Regions from separate parts of the Mus musculus genome. Here all the other regions are linked to region 4. A link is a loop called in an ENCODE intact Hi-C map of the cell type or tissue named here. Cell type or tissue: left cerebral cortex. All regions are shown on one strand. Region 1 overlaps Tenm4 (teneurin transmembrane protein 4). Region 2 overlaps Tenm4 (teneurin transmembrane protein 4). Region 3 overlaps Tenm4 (teneurin transmembrane protein 4). Region 4 overlaps Tenm4 (teneurin transmembrane protein 4).

What was found. A loop is a pair of places that touch in the nucleus more often than their neighbours do. Peaks named below come from ENCODE experiments on the same cell type or tissue, not always from the same donor. Only the 100,000 strongest peaks of a DNase experiment are listed, where the experiment ranks them.
Region 1: it touches region 4 in a loop (2.2-fold over the local background); 3 of 42 quality-filtered maps call a loop at or near these places.
Region 2: it touches region 4 in a loop (8-fold over the local background); 2 of 42 quality-filtered maps call a loop at or near these places.
Region 3: a loop joins it to region 4, with 7 times the contacts of the local background. A loop is called at or near these places in 3 of 42 quality-filtered maps.

What each region holds. Positions count from the first base shown.
Region 1 is chr7:96,642,514-96,645,013 of GRCm38, forward strand. Tenm4 (teneurin transmembrane protein 4) reads left to right here. Exons shown (of 33, transcript NM_001310762.1): 7 at 1,486-1,695. Among named protein-coding and RNA genes, the nearest start is that of Gm15413, 160 kb to the right of the region's middle. In left cerebral cortex, no CTCF peak of the experiment used is centred here; a DNase peak (open chromatin) is centred at 1,542; H3K4me3 peaks cover 635 bases.
Region 2 is chr7:96,521,048-96,523,547 of GRCm38, forward strand. All of the region lies in intron 4 of Tenm4 (teneurin transmembrane protein 4), which reads left to right. Among named protein-coding and RNA genes, the nearest start is that of Gm15412, 180 kb to the left of the region's middle. In left cerebral cortex, no CTCF peak of the experiment used is centred here; DNase peaks (open chromatin) are centred at 150 and 1,112; H3K27ac peaks cover 1,596 bases.
Region 3 is chr7:96,650,145-96,652,644 of GRCm38, forward strand. The region is part of intron 7 of Tenm4 (teneurin transmembrane protein 4); the gene reads left to right. Among named protein-coding and RNA genes, the nearest start is that of Gm15413, 150 kb to the right of the region's middle. In left cerebral cortex, no CTCF peak of the experiment used is centred here; DNase peaks (open chromatin) are centred at 1,113, 1,711 and 1,951; H3K27ac peaks cover 1,304 bases.
Region 4 is chr7:96,574,369-96,576,868 of GRCm38, forward strand. The region is part of intron 6 of Tenm4 (teneurin transmembrane protein 4); the gene reads left to right. Among named protein-coding and RNA genes, the nearest start is that of Gm15413, 230 kb to the right of the region's middle. In left cerebral cortex, no CTCF peak of the experiment used is centred here; a DNase peak (open chromatin) is centred at 1,073; H3K27ac peaks cover 1,111 bases.

The DNA.
Region 1 (2,500 bases), 68 kb after region 4:
ACCCCAAATAATGTACCTTGGTCACTGATTCCCCACTTTCTGCATTGTCCTTAATGAAGCTCTGAAATGAACCAGCCAAATGTCATGAAGCAATTCTATGAAGCAGTGACTGGCAGTTAGACTCAGGGGTTGACAGTCACATGGTGGGAGCTGTAAAATACATGGCTTTGAACCATGAGGCCTTCTGTTATGTGTACCACCCAAATCAGAAGTTCTGTGCCTCTAAGGATCCTGCTAAATGTTCTGATCTGGGATGGGCTGTGTTTCCTGAGGCTGTGGCCCTTCGCAGAACTGGTGACATAGGGCTATGTCTTACACATATTCTGCCAGTCCAGGTGTGAGACAGTAACAGCCCTTGCTGCCGGGCAATGCCTATGTTGTACTGTATACCTGTGTATGTGTCTGTGCTTATGTCCTCTCTTGTACTCGATGTACTGCATGTGTGGAAAGGTTCTCCGCAGACAAGAAGGTGAACTCTCCCGAGCTGTCCCTTCCTTCTGAAGAGTTGGGCATTTGTTCCTAGAACTGTTGAAAGCCGTACCCTTAGAACTTTGTAATAGCCCTATATCACAGAAGATCAGAGTCAGGATCTCTGCCTTTTGGAACCCATAAAATGCCAGTGTCTTAATATGACAGACTTAGAAATGTTATCATTTCAGCTATCAGAGCATAAGGATCCTAGTCTATCAGATCTCTAGCACTAATATGTGCAACAAGTGTCTCCTCTGTGCTTTCCGTGAGCCTGGCATTACGTTACGCTCTTTGCTTAAGGGAGTGAGTAAGACCACTAAAACCCTTGATTGCAAGAAGTTTGCAAAGAATGTCAGAATTTAAGAATCGTAAAAAAAAATGTTAGATCCTCGGAGAACTAAAACACTGGTATGCTGACGTTCTTAAGCTACTAAAGGTGGGGGAGAGCCTTAGATCATTTTTTCCAGCTCTCACTACCTTTTTATGAGGCCCGGGACTTATTGCAGGCTAGCTGGATTCAAATCTCACTAATAAGAACATCATTTCAGTTCAGTGACATCACAGAATGGCTGGGTCGCAAGGGCTCGGCCTTCACCCAACCCTGGCTGCTCATTTTACCAGAGAGGCCACTGTGGCTTATAGAGGGCAGCCGGTTGTTCTGTAAAAAAAAAAAAAAAAAAAAAAAAAAAAGCGCAGTCAGCAGAAGACAACCCGGGGTTTTCCGGCCTCTGTTAAAGAAAGGCTAAACAAGAAGACCCTCCTGCTGTTTCTGAGGTATTCTGCTAGGCCCACTTTTGTGAGCTGTCCCTGCTCTTCAGAAGGAGCGCTTGCTCGCCAACTTTCTCTGCACAGGGACAGCCCTTGTGCGGGCCACACGTGCAGTGGATCGTCGCGTTCAGAGCCCCCTCCCCCGTTGATGCGTGTTTTATTTTGTTGCCTCCCCTTCCCCGTGTGCCTCGAAATCGATTTTCATTATTATTTTTTTCTGTCTGTGTTTGTCTTTGTGGCCCGCAGGTGCTCCCTTGCATTGTTCATCTGCTTCATCAACCCCTATTGAGCAGTCCCCCTCCCCGCCCCCCTCCCCTCCGGCCAATGAGAGCCAGAGGCGGTTGCTAGGCAACGGTGTGGCCCAGCCAACCCCGGACTCAGACTCTGAGGAAGAGTTTGTCCCTAATTCATTCTTAGTTAAAAGTGGCTCCGCCAGCCTGGGGGTCGCAGCAAACGGTAAGTGCTTCTCTTTTTTGCTAACTTTTAATAGTTTGTTGCTTTTCTTTCTTCTCGTGGGCTATGCCTGCTCTCGACCGCTTGCATCTTGCAGGGGTGGAGTGGCTTGGTGCATGGTGGGCTTGTGGGCAGACAGGGACCTGGGTGGTTCTGTGGGCTTGGGGTAGGTAGCTCCTGTCTCTGCCCCATGAAGGAGACTTTATTCCGTGACAGGTGCACGAAACAGAGGATCACAGACAGCAGGAGACAAACACCGAACAGAGACAAAGACCCAAATTGGAGGGTGGGGGACATGTTGCACTGATTGGCTTGCTGCTGTGGGCAAAGCGACCGCGCCAGACATAGTCACCTGTTGCTTCATTAGATTCTCCCTACAAGGTTTTGAAACTAGCAGGAATTCAGTGCTCCTCAGTAACATTATGAAAACTGAGAGAAAGGATGTTGCCTGAAGCCCAAGGCTGTTTTTCAAAGTGCCCTAGCCTGAAGTTGCAGGCAGCTACAGAGCTGAGTCTGACCACGGGCAGAACTGTTGGGTTTCAGCATGACCTGCCTGCCCATAGTTCCATGGTTCGCTCCTTTTCTCTGCTTTCCTCAAGAGAAGGAGGTGTGAGGGTGTAGCGAAAGAGTACCACCCAGATCCTGTACTGTTACACTTGGCCAGAGATACCCACCTGCCCAGCGGCAGCCAGTGCATTTCTCCACAAAGATGTTCTTGCAGGGGATCCAAGCCACTATGGGGTGGACATAAGACTGGATGTGAGAGGGCTTGGGATTACAATAATGGCACCAAAGTTTTCCAATTCTA
Region 2 (2,500 bases), 53 kb before region 4:
CGCAATTGCCTATAACTGCAGCTCCAGGGGGCTCTGATACCCTCTCTGGCTCCTCAAATACCCTCTCCTGTATCTAGAAATATGCATGCATGGTGAGTGCACACATACACGCACACACACACAAAACTAAAATAAATGATGACGTCATCCTTCCCAAGAGAAGACATGACAAAGGCAAGAAAGACACTGCTACGTTTCTGTCCTCAACACCCATAGACCTTCAGTTCAGACCCTGGACTACGGCAAGGCAGGGAGAATGATGTGAAGAGTGGAACGCACACAGAAGTCCGTAGGGAGGCCTTGCAAAGGACAGAAGAAACAGACTAGGCATGATTCCCACGAAGGAAAATCCAGGAGCCCTCTCTTAAGTTGAGCCCCACCCAAGGGACAGCCCTGGCGATACCTGAAGCAAACCAATGGCTTTGGAAATGGCTGGGCAATGGGGTCACACAAACAGAGGGAGGGAAGGCTCAAGGGGACCTGATGGCAAGATGTCTCTGTGATGTCTGGGGTACCTACTAGCTTTGAGGAAGCAGGTTTGGGCATGGCAGAATAAATGGTTACATTTGTCCCTGTTGAACCATTTACAAGGTCATTTCTACATGTGACATCTTGTTTGAGGTCAGTTAGCAAGGAGCTGAAGGGGCTCTCTATGTTCTTACCTGAAGGATGAGTAAAGCCGACCTTCGTGCTCATTCATTACCATAGGTTTGGGTGCTGGGGTGAAAATTCTGGTTTTTCTAGTTGCTATGCTACATCGATTTCAGAGCGATGATGTCCCGGAATGGTGATAAAGTTGCTGTTGTTTATGACTCTGGGGCCAGGCATGTTGGTCTGGTTTGCACCTGGAAGCCCCTGAGCCTCGACAAGGCACATCACATGCCTACCGTAACAAGAGAATGTGTCTAGGAGAGAGGGGACCAAATGCAAACTAACATGTGCATCTGCTAGTCGAGTGCTCCTTCTGCTCCTCGTCTTTGTGGGATCGGGTGTGCCCCTGTTCCTGGAGGGTGGGAGCCTATTCTGGTGGCCTGCCGCCAGCTCTTCTTCACGATGAGTCTTCCTTAGGCAAATGCTTGGGAGGAGCCATCTCCAGTTAAGGGCCTGCTTTGGAAGGCAAGTTCTCTGACTCATGCTGAGTAAAGTCTGCACACAAGCAGGTGCCTGACTGGGAGCACATTTCTAGGGCTTAATGAGCATCTGGAAGGGAGGAGACAGGAGGGTCCTGGGGGCAGAGCTTGGCGATCTGCTAGGAGGAGGGGGGAAGCCGGAGAAATAAGCCTGCATTGGGAGTGATATGATCACATGGCATCCATGAAAGATGACTATCACTGGCCAGGAGATGGGATGGAGGCAACACAGGAGACCCAGGATGATGCTGTGGAAGGCAGCAGATAATGCTACTTGGGCAGGCCACTGCAAAACAGCAGACAGCCCTGAGGACAGAGGATCATGTGAGTTGAGAACGACGTGTGTACCTGCGATTGCTGAGTCCTCCCTTTCAGCCTTCACCAGTTGTGGGGAGGGCATTTCCCTTCTCAACAACTTCTTATGCTGCCTAAGTAGGAGAGCCTGGCCCATTGTCACAGTTTATAGTTATCTGTATGCTTTGGTGTTATTGTCTTGTGCTCTGTAGACTCCCAATTCCAAGTCAAGTGGTGTTCATTTTTTAAGGCTTCTTGCCTAGTTTCACGTTGGAGTTCTAAAAAGTATGTGTGACTATGACCACCGTGGGAAGTTAGTGGCTAGCCACTGATGTCCAGGTAACTCTAATGGTCACTGTTTGGTACTGTATTGACAGTTTATTGTTTGATCTCCCCTGACTTCTAGTGTAAGATGCTGCTTGTAAATGGTTTTTAGGATTCCTTTGTTCTATTTTGAAGGGTTGAGGGACCTGGTTTTCTTCATTGTTGTTTGTTTGTTTGTTTGTGAGATTAAAAAAAATGAGGAAAATTTTTATTTTCCAAATATATGTTCTGGAAGAAGGAATCTGGGCTTTAATTATCTGTTCAGACCACAGAGAGGAAGCACAGCTGGCTAGGAATGCTTTGGAAAGCCAGAGAGGAAGCCACGGTATAAAGTGCAAGGAATTTTGGGTTGTCTGGGCTTTGAGAAGCAGAGACTTTAAGAACTGATAGAGTCCCTCTGTGGCCTTACAACAGAGGAGGGAGCAGCTCTGCCTGGTAAGCTCTTTGGCCCAGAAGAAAGAAAATGGGCCCCTGGGCACCATGTCTTCACCCTGTCCTCCGTGCCAGCAGTGCAGAACTAGTATCTGCCTCTGGCAAGTCAGCTTGCCTCTGTTTCCCTATCTGTAAACTGGATGGAGATAACAGAGTCCTCTCTTGGGGGTTGCTGGGAGGACTTGGTGTGATGATAAAGATGAAAGCTACTTCTTTAGTTAACATGAATTTAATGAATAGTATAGTAATTGCTATTATGTAATACATTATTGAAATTTTTTAAAAAAATAATAATTAGAACTTTACTATTAAGAACTTGC
Region 3 (2,500 bases), 76 kb after region 4:
TGGCACTGTGATTTTAAGTGTTCACCACAGCACTCGGCTTTTTATCTAGTGCCAGAAATCAAACTCAAGTCCTCACACCTGTTAGACAAGCACTTTACTGGCTGAGCTATCTCTCTGCCAACAATGTATGGATGTCTCACTGTCCTTAGAACAGATACCATCTCTGCTTGTGACTCCATTTCCTGGCCCAATTTCAAGTGTATGGAGGTCAGCTTTGGCTTTGCCTGATTCCTAACTTGAAAAAAATAATCACAGCTACATTGAAAAGTCAGTTAATGTCCTTTCTTCTCCCTTCCCACTTACATAGGACACACAGCCATCCCAGGACCAGGGCACTGAGCCACACAGACACAGCCATGCAGATAGAAACTGGCCCTAGTGCAATCAGGATTCAGTGTGGCCTCAGTGCCTGTACTCTTTGTCCTCTGCCAGGTGCTCCCCTAACTAGACCTATGCCTCCCACCAGGAACAAACTATTATGGCCCCTAATTGGGGGCGGCAGGGACAGCCTCAACAGGGTCATTTCTATTTTATGTAGTTTACAAAGCCCTTTCTCATGCATTACCCCGGGCAAACCCTGGTGACTATAATCTAATTGCCACTTTGGCTTTCTAGAAGGTAAGGGTCCTCTTTGACCCTACAAAATAAACAAGTCACACTTTGAATTAATATAACCCAATGTCCAGGGGAAGCCAGGGCCCTCTCATTAGTCACTCACGTGACTAGAATGCAGCCTCTGGCATCCCTTTCCCACTCATTTCCCCCAAATGCAGTTGTATTAAAAAATACCAAAATACCACCAGGTTTAGTGTGTGGCTTGGTTGGCTCTCAGGACCCCAAAGCCACCCCATGAAGAGGCATGTCAGCCGTGTGTCCTGACTTTTCCCATCTGGAAACAGCCTGATTTGTGTTCTCGTTGGTATGTGAGTGGCTGGCTCTACAGAGTCCTCATTTACAGCAGACCACATCAGAAAGTACCTCCTGACACCAGGGTGCCCAGGCTGTTGAAGAGGAGCCTGGAAGGAAGCCAAGGAGACAGAGAAAGTTAGCATAATTCCCATTCAGACAAACCCCTTTCCTAAAGCCCACTCACACGCAATCAGCTCGTTTTCTTAGATGCACAGAGCCTCAAGGATGACTGAGCTCAGGGCTCGGCAAGCACTGCGTGCTGGAGGTAAAATGTGCAGAGGCAGCTCTGTGTCTTTTTGGGATTGGCTTGTACTCCAGTCAGTCCTGTCTGTAAAGCACTCTGTCATCGACAAAGCTTACTGTCCAGTTACAAATCTCAGCTGATGGCACTGCCCAGACCTGGAGCTGGCATGGGATTCCACTAGTGAGGGGGCTGCAGATAAGGACACCCAAGTGACCCCTTCAGCCTGTCTCTGACCTTCTGTGTCACCCTCGGGAGTCTTTGGGTCTGGACACTGAGGGACCTGGACTGAAACAATGTTTTCCAGGCTTTGTCTCTGTGTCCCTGTCACAGCGTAGACCCTCAAACCATGCCTACCTACACCATTATTTATGTTCTTTTAAACTGCCTCTTTCCCAAAACTTTTTGGATTTTACTGAATTTTCTTGTTTTAAGAGGGAATTGTATACTGGGACTGCAATTCCCTTGCCATATGGCAAGCGTATGATTGGCCATAAATAGAAGCTAACTGTAAAAATAAATACAATGAAAGCAGGTTATCATGTTCTAGTGAGAACATGCCTGCTCAAAGCTGTGGGGCAGAGCCTTGGCTCTCTTTGTTAAACAGGGACGTTGGCAAGTGTTGAATGTTAAAGCACACACTGGGTGCCCATCTGAGGTTTCCTCTACTTCATGAAAAGGGTTAAAGAAAGAGGCCCTCCCCATGGGAGAAATACTCAATGGGTGTTCCCAGCAGACACTGAAGACCATCCACAGGGGACACAGCTTGGCAGCCTTTTCTAGAATGCTGTCTACACATTTAGTGCCACCTTCACAGCCTTCCCACCTTGAGAACAAACGTCTCAGGCAGCTCCCCCCACCCTGGCGTCTTCCCTCGCCTCTGCTGGGTCTTTGCAGGCCATCTGTTCCTGCCCTCCCCCTCTGTCTCTGGCCCTCTGCCCCTGTCATCAGGTCTGAGCTGGGTGCTTTGAGCTCAGCTGGATCCCCCATTACTGGTTAATGGCTCTCAGTGTGGACCAGGAAACCATGTGGCTTCCTCTGAACTGCCATTATTTATGTAGGTGTTTGAGATTCAGCAACTTTAAAAAAATCTCTTTGCTTTATAAGACCAGAAGAACCAGAAATGGCACAATGTGGAATCAGGGTAAAGATGGGCTGGGAATGGGGGGGTTGGTAAGTGGATCCCCGCTGTGATGGGTGGCCACCTGGGATCTGCTCAACCTCTTCCTGTTCTATCTCTTGTTCTGTCAGGTTTATTAGCTTCACAGGATTGCTGTGCAAATGAGAAGACACAGTGTTTTCTCTATTAGCAATGCCCAGTGAAAGCTGGTTTCCTTCTTGCCCTTTGGT
Region 4 (2,500 bases):
TCAGAGGCAGAGTCCCGGGGGTGGCATTTGTTCACCAGTCCTGGTGCCCAGGTGCTCAGGTAGAGTTGCTTGAACAAATGAATGAGTTAATGACAAGCTATTCAAAACTACTGGATCCCTTGTGAGACCCAAAATAGTCCTTCCACACTGGAGAGGCTTTTTAATAAGTTATAACACAGCAAATTAAAATAAACATTTGTCTAAACTTCCACCAACCAAGTCTCCTGAGGGTTGAACACCTTTTCATCTACAAAGTGCTTTCAAAACAAGAGCTGATTCTCCCCCTCAAGGCCCCTGGATATTGTAAACAGTAAACACATTCAGAAATAGATTAGCATTCAGTAGCTACGTTGCTGCAGGCTAGTTTTACAGAACACCTTCTCGGGAAAGAAAAGTGAATTGTCTTTGGGATTTTTTTTTTTTTTGGTGGGGGGTGGGCAGCTTCCACATGAGGCAGGGGTTGTGTCAAAGGCTTACAGCATCGTGGTGTTATGCTCTCGAGGCACATGTAGGGCAGGCATTCTGCTTCCTGCTTTAGAGATTTCAAGCACTCTAAGGTTCCAAGTCATAACTTGTCCAAGGGCACGTAATGGATAGATGAAAACCAAGAACTTCTCTTAAGTTCTGCTAATGCCTCAACCACCGGCCTTCACCTCAAAGGTTTATTTCCCAACATTTGGTCTACAGATTGCCCAGACTAACAGCGTACAGGGGGTGAAGCATGGCCCCAGCCAAGATTTATTAGATGAGACTCTGGAGGGAGAAGCTCGGGAATGGCATCTTTAGCAAAGCTCCCAGAGTCGTCTTTGATCACCTAGACCTTATGCCCATAGCGTGTCTCACAAGCTGAGAGAGATGTCTGTCTAAAGGGATGAGAGGGGAAAATCAAAAGGGAATCACTGGGTCCAAACACCTCATGCCTCGTGTTGAGTTTGGCAGCTCAGCTCTGTGCACAAACCATGTGGCAACGGCTTCCTCCCCCTGCCTCTGCAGGCTGCGCCGGCCAAGATGGAAAGCTTCCTCTGTGCCCTGCTTTTCATGGCAAGCCTGGGTGGATGTTTTCTCTCCACTCCATATGGATTTTGCAATTAACTCACTAGAAAAGTAAATCACAGGGTGCCTGGAATAATGAGTGCAGTGAGCAGCAGACTGCAGCCAAGTAGACTGGGCCCGGATCCAGCATGACTAAGGTTGCTGGGCGGGCACAGGAAAAAGGCAGGAGGCTGGAGGCTAAAGGAAGGCAAGGGCTGAGGGAGGAGGAGAGCAGCCACTGGGGAAGATGGAGGACCTTTGTGAACGTGAGGTTTAGGTTCCGTGTTCCTGTCCAACTCGTAGGTTTCGGGTTACTCTGACTGGCCGTACTAATGATATCATTTTGCAGAAAAAGAAGCTGAGACCCAGAGAGACACCATTGCTCCCCAACTTTGAACTTTCCTAGGAAGCCTCCAAACCTATCTCCTGGCCTACAGGGATCTTTTCTCTCATGTAGTAACTAAGTAGGAAGAACCCCTTCCTCATTAGCCTGGGGACAACTGGGAGCCTGAGAGAGAGCTGATCTGGGGGGGGGGGGGTGTGCAGCTCCTCATCTGTGAAGTGGGATGGCGATTACTCCTAACTGACAGCTATCCAATCTGGTATCTTACAGAAGAGCATGTTAAACCCTGCGTGGCACACAATAGGACCTTTGAAATGCCACTCACCTTTAATGAGTGGTGGTTCCTTCACAGACAAAAATACCATTGAATGACACAAGGAACAGAGACATGAACAAGCTATCATAGGAAGTGGGGTTTCTAGAAGCCTTGTGGATCGAGAAGGAGATAAGTCATGGAAATCAAGAGCAGTGGCCAATGCCTCTGGTCATCCTAGAGACTGCTGCTGGTGCTGAGTCTACTGACTGGGAATCAAAAGGCCTAGGACACTGCCTTTCTTATCATCCTACTTCTCAATGGGCCGGTTTAATCTTTCAAGATGGTGGGTTGAGCCCATCTTTGCCTGGAAAGCTTACTGCACGGGCAGAACCATGAGATGCAACTTGACTCCACAGGCTCTAAGAGACACTCTTGGGTCAAGCTACTAGCCACTGCAGGGGAGCCATGGGCACACATGCACTTACCATGGGTTCTTTTTTCTTTATTTATGTTTATTTTCAGCAAGACTGAAGCCTGGGCCGGGGCCTTGTCTGTATAGTGCATATGGGCCACCACTGAGCTATATCTCTAACCCTCCTTTGCTTTTTATTTTTCGACCCCTAGTTTGCTCATGATGGCCTTTAATTCATTCTATAACCCAGGCAGCTCTTGACTAATAACCCTCTTGCCTCAGCCTTGCATGTAGCTGGGTTACAGGCCTGTACCACCAGGCCTGGCTACAGGATGACCTCTTTGTCATGAACAGTCCTATCTAGATGTCTGTTATTCTGTCTCCTTACTCTAGATCCATAATTAGTCATCAGAGAAGACTAATAAGAATAGGAAAAACTGATGGCATGATTAGAGAC